2 separate regions of the Homo sapiens genome follow, and region 2 is linked to region 1. Evidence: read pairs that join two places in POLR2A ChIA-PET (ENCODE). Cell type or tissue: HCT116. All regions are shown on one strand. Links, peaks and the distances in the headings refer to the core of each region. The heading gives the core; the rest is flanking DNA.

What was found. Peaks named below come from ENCODE experiments on the same cell type or tissue, not always from the same donor. Only the 100,000 strongest peaks of a DNase experiment are listed, where the experiment ranks them.
Region 2: POLR2A ChIA-PET joins it to region 1 with 5 read pairs; 1 of 35 experiments calls an interaction of 5 or more read pairs at or near these places.

Annotation. Positions count from the first base shown.
Region 1 is chr19:8,692,532-8,697,714 of GRCh38, reverse strand. ACTL9 (actin like 9) reads left to right here. Exons shown (of 1, transcript NM_178525.5): 1 at 1-315. The coding sequence ends at 264. Among named protein-coding and RNA genes, the nearest start is that of ACTL9, 3.7 kb to the left of the region's middle. In HCT116, for the core only: a CTCF peak has its summit at 3,252 (motif pointing right); a DNase peak (open chromatin) is centred at 3,254.
Region 2 is chr19:8,416,162-8,421,344 of GRCh38, reverse strand. All of the region lies in intron 1 of MARCHF2 (membrane associated ring-CH-type finger 2), which reads right to left. Among named protein-coding and RNA genes, the nearest start is that of MARCHF2, 5.4 kb to the right of the region's middle. RefSeq lists a cis regulatory region at 3,061-3,078 and an enhancer at 2,997-3,141. In HCT116, for the core only: no CTCF peak of the experiment used is centred there; no DNase peak of the experiment used is centred there; H3K27ac peaks cover 593 bases.

The DNA.
Region 1 (5,183 bases), core at 756-4,755:
ATGCGCGCGGACTTGGCCCAAAACGTGCTTCTCTGCGGTGGGTCCTCGCTCTTCACCGGCTTCGAGGGTCGCTTCCGGGCAGAGCTGCTGCGCGCTCTGCCAGCCGAGACCCACGTGGTGGTGGCTGCCCAGCCCACCAGGAATTTCTCCGTATGGATCGGGGGCTCCATCCTGGCCTCCCTGCGCGCCTTCCAGTCCTGCTGGGTCCTGCGGGAGCAGTACGAGGAACAGGGTCCCTATATCGTGTACCGCAAATGCTACTGACCAGGGCAGAGCTGGGGAGGGCGTGGGGGCAGTAAAGCCTCTGCTACAGCCGGCTCTGTCCTGTCCTTCCTCCAGGGCCTGCCCCATCCACTCCTGGGCACCTCGCCCCACAGGCTGACCTAACTCACCTCCTGTGATGCATGCCCTGAGACACCCCAATCCTGACCCCCTAAACCCACCTTCCCCATGAATAACTCCCAACAGACCACTAAGTTCTAATCCTGTCAACCCATCCTCCTGTGATCTGTGCCCCTCCCCAGGCACCCTTGGGTTGGGACACCCCCTCCCCAGACCACCTCTGACAAGTGCCCTTCCCATTTACACACTCCCAGAGATGGGGAGTTCACTACCTCAAGGCTATTGTTAGAAATATCACCTCCTCCTATGAGTCATAGATAAGCCTCCACCTGGCACCTGCCCCCAACCCCAAACATGAAGAACATGAAAGCCTCTGACCACCCACCCCATGCCCACACACACCCCTAGGGTCTGCCACATACCCAAGCCACATACCCAATTCCTTCCATTTCTAGTTTAAGTGATTCATGCATTGATCCCACATACATTCATTAATTACCCACTATGTGCCCAAGACATCCTCAAATACTGACTCCCTAATCTCACCCCATTATCTATTGCTTTTGATATAGCATCCCAAAATACCCCTGGGCTCCAAACCCTCCAAACTGCCACCCCCCTTAGTATGCTCCTCAGGGACCCCCCAACCCAGTCTCTACCCCGGAATGCTCCAACCTCCTCCCAGAATCTTCCCGTGAGTGCTCCAACCCCTGGGTGCACCCCCATAATCTTCCCCTTATTTCTAATCCCCCCAAACACACTCTTAAATTCCACTTGTCAAGATTCCACTTGTCAAGATACCCCTGGTTCTCAGCACCCCAAATCCACCTCTTCATTGGTTTCCCCTAGGATGCCCCCCACAAGTGCTGACCCCCCAGATCCATCACAGAGACCTGAATTCTGACTTTCAAGGGTTTCTCCTACAATGGTCCCACCATGGGATGCCCCTGGCATCCATCATCCCTGCAGAACTCTCCCCTCCCCTCAGGATTTTTCCCCCAGACCTCCCCTGGCCCCACCTCCACTGACCAGGTGGTCCCATCACCCATCCCCCATCCATCTTCCCAAAACACATCATTCTGAGATCCACCCCCGAAACCCCAGGGTGGACCCCTGTTGCTCTAAGACCACTTTCTTGCACTGTGTCTCCGCCCGAAATACTCCCAAATGTTCTCTCTCACAGGACACTTCCTGACCCTCTTCCTCAGCCCCCAGCTCCTCCCAGGAAAGAGCCAGCCTCCCAAATGTCATGCTCAGGTCCCCATGAGCATCCTATAACGACCCCACTAGACCCTAGGCCCTCCTCTGTGTTCCAACACCTCCCAACTCCCTCCTCCACAGACTCTCCCAAAGATACCCTCCCAGGCACCCCATGATGTGCACCCCGCCCTGGAACTCTCACAGGCTCTCCGGAACCCACTCCCCAAGACCATTCCCTGGACACCATACTATCAAGCAAGACTTGGACATCAGTGGGTAGTGATACTCTTAAGGGCTTCCCAGTCCACTGCAGTCATGGGGCAGATGCCCCAGGCAAGGAGCTTCACCTGGACACTGGCTCTCTCACTCGCCCCAGCACAGGCACCCAGGGCCCATGTGTCCCAGGCTATGCATCCCCATCTCCCTCCATTCCATTAAAAGTCCATCTCTCAGCCTGTTCCTCTCAGTCCCATGAGCTTTCTCTGGGTTGTGCACTGAGGATGCTCGAGGAGGCCTCTCCCACCCCACCCTGTCCCTGCCAGGGTCGGGAGGGGGAATCCAGCCTCTCAGGATGGCGAGCGTCCTGGGTCCCCTCTGGAGGTAGGACCCTCTGTCTTCATGCCCCCTAGCCCAGCCTGAAGGACATCCGGACCTCCAGCCAGCAGTCTGGACACAACCCCCAGTTTATCAACACAGTAGACAGGAGCTGCTGGAGGTTATCCATGTCTGTGTCAAGTCCTCTTTTTGCTCAGCCCAAGAAATCATTCATTCACTCATTCATTCATTCTTTCAGCCAGTCACTATTTAAGGAGCATCACTCACAGGATCTGTAGGCTCCTGCTGTGTCTTTCTGTGCATTGCTAACTTTTCAGGAGTTTTGTGCTCAGTTGCTGTGTTTGTTTGTTTGTTTGTTTGTTTGTTTGTTTGTTTGTTTTTGAGACAGGGTCTCGCTCTGTCACCCCATCTGGAGTGCAGCCGCATGATCATGACTCGCTGCAGCCTCAGCCTCCCCCAGCTCAGGTGATCCTCCCACCTCAGCCTCCCGAATAGCTGGGACTGCAGGTGCATGCCACCACATCTGGCTAATTTTTTGTATTTTTAGTAGAGATGGGGTTTCACCATGTTGCTCAGGCTGGTCTCCAATTCCTGGGCTCAAGCGATCCATCCACCCCTGCCTCCCAAAGTGCTGGGATTCCAGGCGTGAGCCACCACACCTGGCCTCACTTGATGTGTTTCTTTCTCCCTAAACCAGCGTGTGTGTCTCTGTCTCTACCTGCCTCTCTCTCTCTCTCTCTCTCTCTCTCTCTCTCTCTCTCTCTTCCTCTCCGTCTGACTCACCTGCAAGAACCATGCTTATGGATGGAATTTTCCAGAGTGGAAATGCATTTATCTGTGGAGCAGTGAGGCGACCTCCCCTACCCTCCAAGTCAGCCGTGAGAAACTCCCCACCCACCCTGTCCCACTGTGTCCTGGAGAGTAGGCTGTGGCTCCAGGCTCACCCTGGGTTAGTGTGAGATCCTCAGCTCAGGGGTGGGGGGCCCCCACTGACAGGCCAAGATCTCCAGATCACAAATATTCAGGGTTGGACCCGCTCTGACCCAGCCGGGCTCTCCCCAAGGTAGACTCAACCTATAGAATGCACAGAATCCCCTACCAGGAGGTCATGGGGTGTTGAGGAGACATTTCTTCTCCTCCACACCAGGGGGCAGCACCTCCAAGCTCAAGGGCATGGAATTCAGAACGTTGATGCCTGGAGCAAGCCAGACACCCAGACCCCAAGTGAGACCCACTCCAAGCTCCAGCCACAAGGCACAGAAGGTATGTGAGACAGGCTGAGTCTCAGATACCACAGGAAGTGAGGGAGATGCAGAAACCCTGTCACCCCTGGGCTCCTGGGAAACCCAATGAATCCTCATTTAGAGCAGACTGAGGTTCCCTGTTCCCTCAGCTCCAGACCTTCCCTGGGGCAGAATTTTCCTCTACAACTCTCTGGACAAGTGCTTTTCCCATTTACACAGTCCCAGAGATGGGGAGCTCACTACCTCAAAGCTGTTGTTAGAAATCTCACCTCCTCCTATGACTGATAGGTAAGCCTCCACCTGCCATCCGCCCCTAACCCTGAGCACCAAGAACTCAAGACCCCGACCACCGCCCCCTCCATGCCCACACACACCCCCAGGGTCTGCCACCATACTTGGCTAATCTTTTTTATTTTTAGTAGATATGAGATCTGGCCATGTTGTCCAGGCTGGTCTTGAACTCCTGAGCTCAAGTGATCCTCTCACCTCAGCCTCCCAGTTCCCCAATTTCCTCTTGCCTCAGCCTCCCGGGTCCCCGATTTCTTCAATTTTGATTTAAGTCATTCATACATTGATCCCACAAACATTCATTGATCACCCACTATGTGCCCAGTACTGCTCCAAAATGTAAGGAAACCACAGCAAACAAGAAATGGGGCCAGGCATGGTGGCTCACACCTGTAATGCCAGCACTTCGAAAAGCTAAGGCGAGAGGATTGCTTGAGCTCAGGAGTTCAAGACCAGCCTGGGCAGCATAGCCAGATCTCATCTCACTAAAAATCAAAAAGACTAGCCAAGCATGGTGGCACCTTAGTCCCAGCCACTTGGCAAAGGTGGGAGGATCACTTGCACTCAGGAGTTTAAGGCCAGCCTGGGAAACACAACCAGACCTCATCTCTACTAAAAATCCAAAAAATTCGGCAGGGCGCAGTGACTCACGCCTATAATCCCAGCACTGTGGGAGGCTGAGGCAGATGGATCACCTGAGGCCAGGAGTTCGAAACCAGCCTGGCCAACGTGGTGAAACCCCGTCTTTACTAAAAATACAAAAATTAACCAGGCGTGGTGACAGCTGTCTGTAATCCCAGCTGCTCAGGAGGCTGAGGCACAATAATTGCTTAAACCTGGGAGGTGGAGGTTGCAGTGAGCCAAGATCACGTCACTGCACTCCAGCCTGGGTGACAGAGCGAGAGTCTGTCTCAAAAAAAAAAAAAATAGCCAAGCGTGGTGGCGCCTTAGTCCCAGCTACTTGGCAGAGGTGGGAGGCTCCCTTGAGCCCAGGAGTTCGAGGCTGCAGTGAGCTGTGTTTGTGCCACTGCACTGCAGCCTGGGCAACAGAGCAAGACCTTGTCTCAAAGAAAAGAAAAATAAATGATGTGTCTGCCCACCGGATCCTCCTTGAAGGGTTTAACTTGAGAAGGCAGATTCGTCACTTCACTTGTATAGACATGTTTCTTCCATCACGAACTTTCAACTGGTTCATATCTGTTTTGCACACCGATTCACAAGTCCTTTCCTTCTCAATGCCCCTGGAGCCATCCACCTCTCTCTATCCTTTTGATCCCAGCCCAGGGATCAGCTGAATGACTGAAGGCGCCTCCTCCTTGGTGTCCCAGTCACCTTCTCAGAAGATCCTTGTATGCATAGGGCTTTTGCAAAACACAGAACATGTTATTCCCTGCTAAGAACATCCTAGTCGCTTGCCTGCCTGCCTTCCTTCCTTCCTTCCCTCATTCCTTTCTTCCTTCCTTCCCTCATTCCTTTCTTCCTTCCTTCCCTCATTCCTTTCTTCCTTCCTTCCCTCATTCCTTTCTTCCTTCCTTCTTTTCTTTTCTTTTCTTT
Region 2 (5,183 bases), core at 347-4,346, 280 kb after region 1:
GTTTCCCATTCTGGCTAACACAGTGAAACCCCATCTCTACTAAAAATACAAAAAATTAGCCAGGCTTGGTGGCACGCGCCTGTAGTCCCAGCTACTTGGGAGGCTGAGGCGGGACAATCGCTTGAACCCAGGAGGGGGAAGTTACAGTGAGCCGAGATCACGCCACTGCACTCCAGCCTGGGCGACAGAGCAAGACTCTGTCTCAAAAAAAAAAAAAAACCCAAAAAAAACAGGAAAGCTAGGCCTGGCCAGGTGTGGTGGCTCATGTCTATAGTCCCGGTGCTTTGAAAGCCAAGGTAGGAGGATTGTTTGAGCCCCAGGAGTTTGAGACCAGCCTAGGCAACACATCAAGACTCTATCTTTATAAAAAATGAGAAAATTAGGCCAGGAGCAGTGGCTCACACCTGTAATCCCAGCACTTTGGATTCAAGACAATCCGCCTGCCTCCGATTGCCTCAGCTCAGGAGTTTGAGACCAGCCTGGGCAACATGGTGAAACCCTGGCTCTACTAAAGAAAACCAAAAATATTAGCCAGGCATGGTAGCACAAGCCTATAGTCCCAGCCACTTGTGAGGCTGAGGTGGGAGGATGACTTGAGCCCAGGAGTTTGAGGCTGCAGTGAGCTATGACGGTGCCCACAGCACTCCTGCCTATGCCACAGAGTGAGAACCTGTCTCTAAAAAAGAGAAGACAAGAAAAGCTAGGCCTCCTCTTACCCTCAAAGCCTCCAGGGCCAGGACCACCTTTCAACTAATATCACCTTTCCAGATAAGGTATCAGAACCAGTTCTTTTTTTTTTTTTTTTTTTTGAGACAGAGTTTCGCTGTGTTGCCCAGGCTGGAGCGCAGTGGCACGATCTCAGCTCACTGCAACCTCCACCTCCTGGGTTCAAGCGATTCTCCTGCCTCAGCCCCCCAAGTAGCTGGGACTACAGGCATGCACCACCATGCCTGGCTAGTTTTTGTATTTTTATTTATATTTATTTATTTTTTTTTTAAGATGGAGTTTCACTCTTGTCGCCCAGGCTGGAGTGCAATGGCATGATCTCGGCTCACTGCAACCTCCACCTTACGGGTTCAAGCGATTCTCCTGCCTCAGCCTCCCAAGTAGCTGGGATTACAGGGGCCCACCACCACACTCAGCTAATTATTTATTTATTTATTTATTTATTTATTTATTTATTTTTTGAGACGGAGTCTCACTCTGTCGCCCAGGCTGGAGTGCAGTGGCGCGATCTCAGCTCACTGCAAGCTCCACCTCCTGGGTTCACACCATTCTCCTACCTCAGCCTCCTGAGTAGCTGGGACTACAGGCGCCCGCCAACACACCCGGCTAATTTTTTGAATTTTTAGTACAGACGGGGTTTCACCATGTTAGCCAGGATGATCTCCATCTCCTGACCTTGTGATCCACCTGCCTCAGCCTCCCAAAGTGCTAGGATTACAGGTGTGAGCCACTGCGCCCGGCAATTATTTTTATTTTTATTTTTATTTTTTATTTTTATTTATTTATTTATTTATTTTTTTTTTGAGACGGAGTCTTGCTCTTTCGCCCAGGCTGGAGTGCAGTGGCCTGATCTCAGCTCACTGCAAGCTCTGCCTCCCGGGTTCACGCCATTCTCCTGCCTCAGCCTCCCGAGTAGCTGGGTCTACAGGCGCCCGCCACCACGCCCGGCTAATTTTTTCTATTTTTAGTAGAGACGGGGTTTCACCGTGTTAGCTAGGATGGTCTCGATCTCCTGACCTCGTGATCCGCCCGCCTCGGCCTCCCAAAGTGCTGGGATTACAGGTGTGAGCCACCGCGCCCGGCCAATTATTTTTATTTTTATTGTATTTTATTTATTTATTTTTTGAGATGGAGTCCGGCTCTGTTGCCCAGGCTGGAGTGCAATGGCGCGATCTTGGCTCACTGCAACCTCCGCCTCCCGGGCTCAAATGATTCTCCTACCTCAGCCTGCTGAGTAGCTGAGACTACAGGCATGCGCCACCATGCCCAGCTAATTTTTGTATTTTTAGTAGAGATGGGGTTTCACCATTTTGGCCAGGATAGTTTTGATCTCTTGACCTTGTGATCCTCCTGCCTTGGCCTCCCAGAGTGCTGGGATTACAGGCATGAGCCACCACGCCCGGCTAATTTTTGTATTTTTAGTAGAGATGGGGTTTCACCATGTTGGCCAGGATGGTCTCAAACTCCTGACCTCAGGTGATCCATCTGCCTCGGACTCCCAAAGTGCTGGGATTACAGGTGTGAGCCACTGCACCCGGCCCGGCAGAGAATTTCATTGAAGAAACAAGGGCCCTTTCTGGAGACCTCCTTGAAGCCAATACAGGTGCCCTGGAGCCAAGGATCTCTGTTCCCAGCTTGTCCAACCCCCAAGAGCTACAATGTCCAGAGCCCCTGCAGCCCCTAAAGTGTTCAGAAAGTCCAAGCAAGAGAGGCAATCAAGTACTCAGCGAAGTATTCCCACCCCCACCCCAAGTCAGCTTGTAAACTGCCAATCAAAATCCGAGCCCTGGGCCAGGGGAAGTTGTTCATACCTGTAATCCCAGCGCTTTGGGAGGTCCAAGCAGGAGGATCACTTGAGGCCAGGAGTTTGAGACGAGCTAGGGCAACATAGAGAGACCCTATCTCTCTGAAGGTTTTTTTGAATTAGCCAGGCATGGTGCTGAAAGCCTGTAGTCCCAGCTACTTGGGAGGCTGAGGAGGGAGCCTCAACCTCTTGAGCCCAGGAGTTCAAGGCTGTAGTGAGCTATGATCACACCACTGCACTCCAGCCTGGGTAACAGAGCAAGACCCAGTCTCCAGTCTCTAAAACAGAACAAAAGAAAGCAAGCAAACAAACAAACAAAAAAACAAATCTGAGCTCCAAAGTGGGGAGGTGAAGGAACAGGGGAGCAATTACTAACTCTTGCGCTAGGACGGTTCACTGCTGGATAAATGCCCTCTAAACAGCTCAGCCAGCAGCCTTCCTGGCCTCACATGTTCTTCTGAGCATCATAGTCAGGCCTCTGCAGGCCAGATAAGCAAGTATTGCCCAAAGGCAGGGACCCAAGAGGAAGACTGCAGGCCTGAGATAACACCCACAGGGCAGTGGCCGGGCCTGACACAGGGTGCCTGCTGCTCTCCCTCCCAAGTCCCTGCAACCAGAACCTTAAGCTCAGAGGCCAAAGGGGAAGCGGCTGGGCTCTTTACGGGAAGGCAGGCAGAGGCGAGTCCTTTCCTCCAGCCCAGCCCTTCTGAGGCTAGGTCTTTACATTTCTTTTTTTTTAAGACAGGGTCTTGGCCGGGCGTGGTGACTCATGCATGTAATCCCAGCACTTTGGGAGGCCGAGGTGGGCAGATCACCTGAGGTCAGGAGTTCAAGACGAGCCTGACCACATGGAGAAACCCCGTGTCTACTAAAAATACAAAAAAATTAGCCAGGCATGTTGGCGCATGCCTGTAATCCCAGCTACTCGGGAGGCTGAGACAGGAGAATCACTTGAACCTGGGAGGCAGAGGTTGCAGTGAGCCGAGATCGCACCATTGCACTCCAGCCTGGGCAACAAGAGTGAAATTCTTTCTCAAAAAAAAAAAAAAAAAAAAAAAAAAAAAAAGACAGGGTATTGGCCGGGCGTAGTGGCTCATGCCTGTAATCCCAGCACTTTGGGAGGCCGAGGCGGGCGGATCACCTGAAGTCAGGAGTTCGAGACCAGCCTGGCCAACATGGCAAAACCCCATCTCTACTAGAAGCACAAAAATTACTTGGGCATGGTGGCGGGCAACTGTAATCCCAGCTACTTGGGAAGCTGAGGCAGGAGAATCGCTTAAACCTGAGAGATGGAGTTTGCAGTGAGCTGAGATCACGCCACTGCACTCCAGCCTGGGTGACAGCAAGACTTCATCCCCCCGCCCAAAAAAAAAGACAGGGTCTCACTCTGTTACCCAGGCTGAAATGCAGTGGTGTGATCTCAGCTTACTGCAACCTCAGGCTCCTGGGTTCAAGCAATTCTCCTGCTTCAGCCTGTCGAGTAGCTGGGACTACAGCTGTGTTTCACCACACCCAGCTCGTTTTTGTATTTTTAGTAGAGACAGGGTTTCACCACGTTGGCCAGGCTGGTCTCCAACTGCTGATCTCAAGTGATCTGCCCGCCTCGGCCTCCCAAAGTGCTGGGATTACAGGCTTGAGCCACCACCCCTGGCCTGGTCTTTACATTTCTGCAAATAACTGGATATTACAGGAACTATCCCAGCTCCTGCATGTGGTGTTCTAATATTTCTTCTATCAGGGAGAAAAAAAAAAAACCACAGGTAAATCTCTTAATGCAAGGCCTGCAAACCACCAAAATTATACTAGCAGCTTCTATCTATTAAGAACCAGACACTATGCCAAGCAATCTCCATACATAGTCATCATCTCACTGAACTCGAAACAGTTGTTATAAGTGTCTCCTTCAAAGGTCACCTTCCTGGAGAAGCCTTCTCGACAATGCTGTCTGGGGCCTGGCGCATTGGCTCATGCCTGTAATCCCAACACTTTGGGGGCTGAGGTGGGAGGATCGCTTGAGCCCAGGAGTTTGAGAGAAGCCTGGGCAACATACCAAGACCCCGTCTCTACAAAAAATACAAAAATGAGCCGGGTGTGGTGATGTGCGCCTGTAATCCCAGCTACTCAGGAGGCTGAGGTGGGAGAATCGCTTGCACCCAGGTTGAGGCTGCAGTGAGCCATGATCACACAACTGCACTCCAGCCTGGGCCACAGAGCAAGACCCTGTCTCAATCAATCAATGAAGTGCCAATGGGGTCCACTTGATTCCACTCGTGGCATGTGTCCCTGTCTGAAACATTCTACTTATTCACCTACGTATTTAGCCACGTCTGTTGTCCTACCCTACAGTGAATTCTGTAAAAAAGAGACCCTGTCAGATTGCCTCCCGCTGTCCCCAGCACCTGGCCCTCTGTCTAGCCCAGAGCTGCTGCATTTCTGGTTGCTGCTGCAGTCATTTTTTTTTTTTTTTTTTTTTTGAGACAGAGTCTCGCTCTGTCGCCCAGGCTGGAGTACAGTGGCCGATCTCAGCTCACTGCAACCTCCACCTCCTGGGTTCAAGGGATTCTCCTGCGTCAGCCTCCCGAGTAGCTGGGATTACAGGCACCCACCACCATACCCGGCTAATTTTTGTATTTTTAGTAGAGACAGGGTTTCA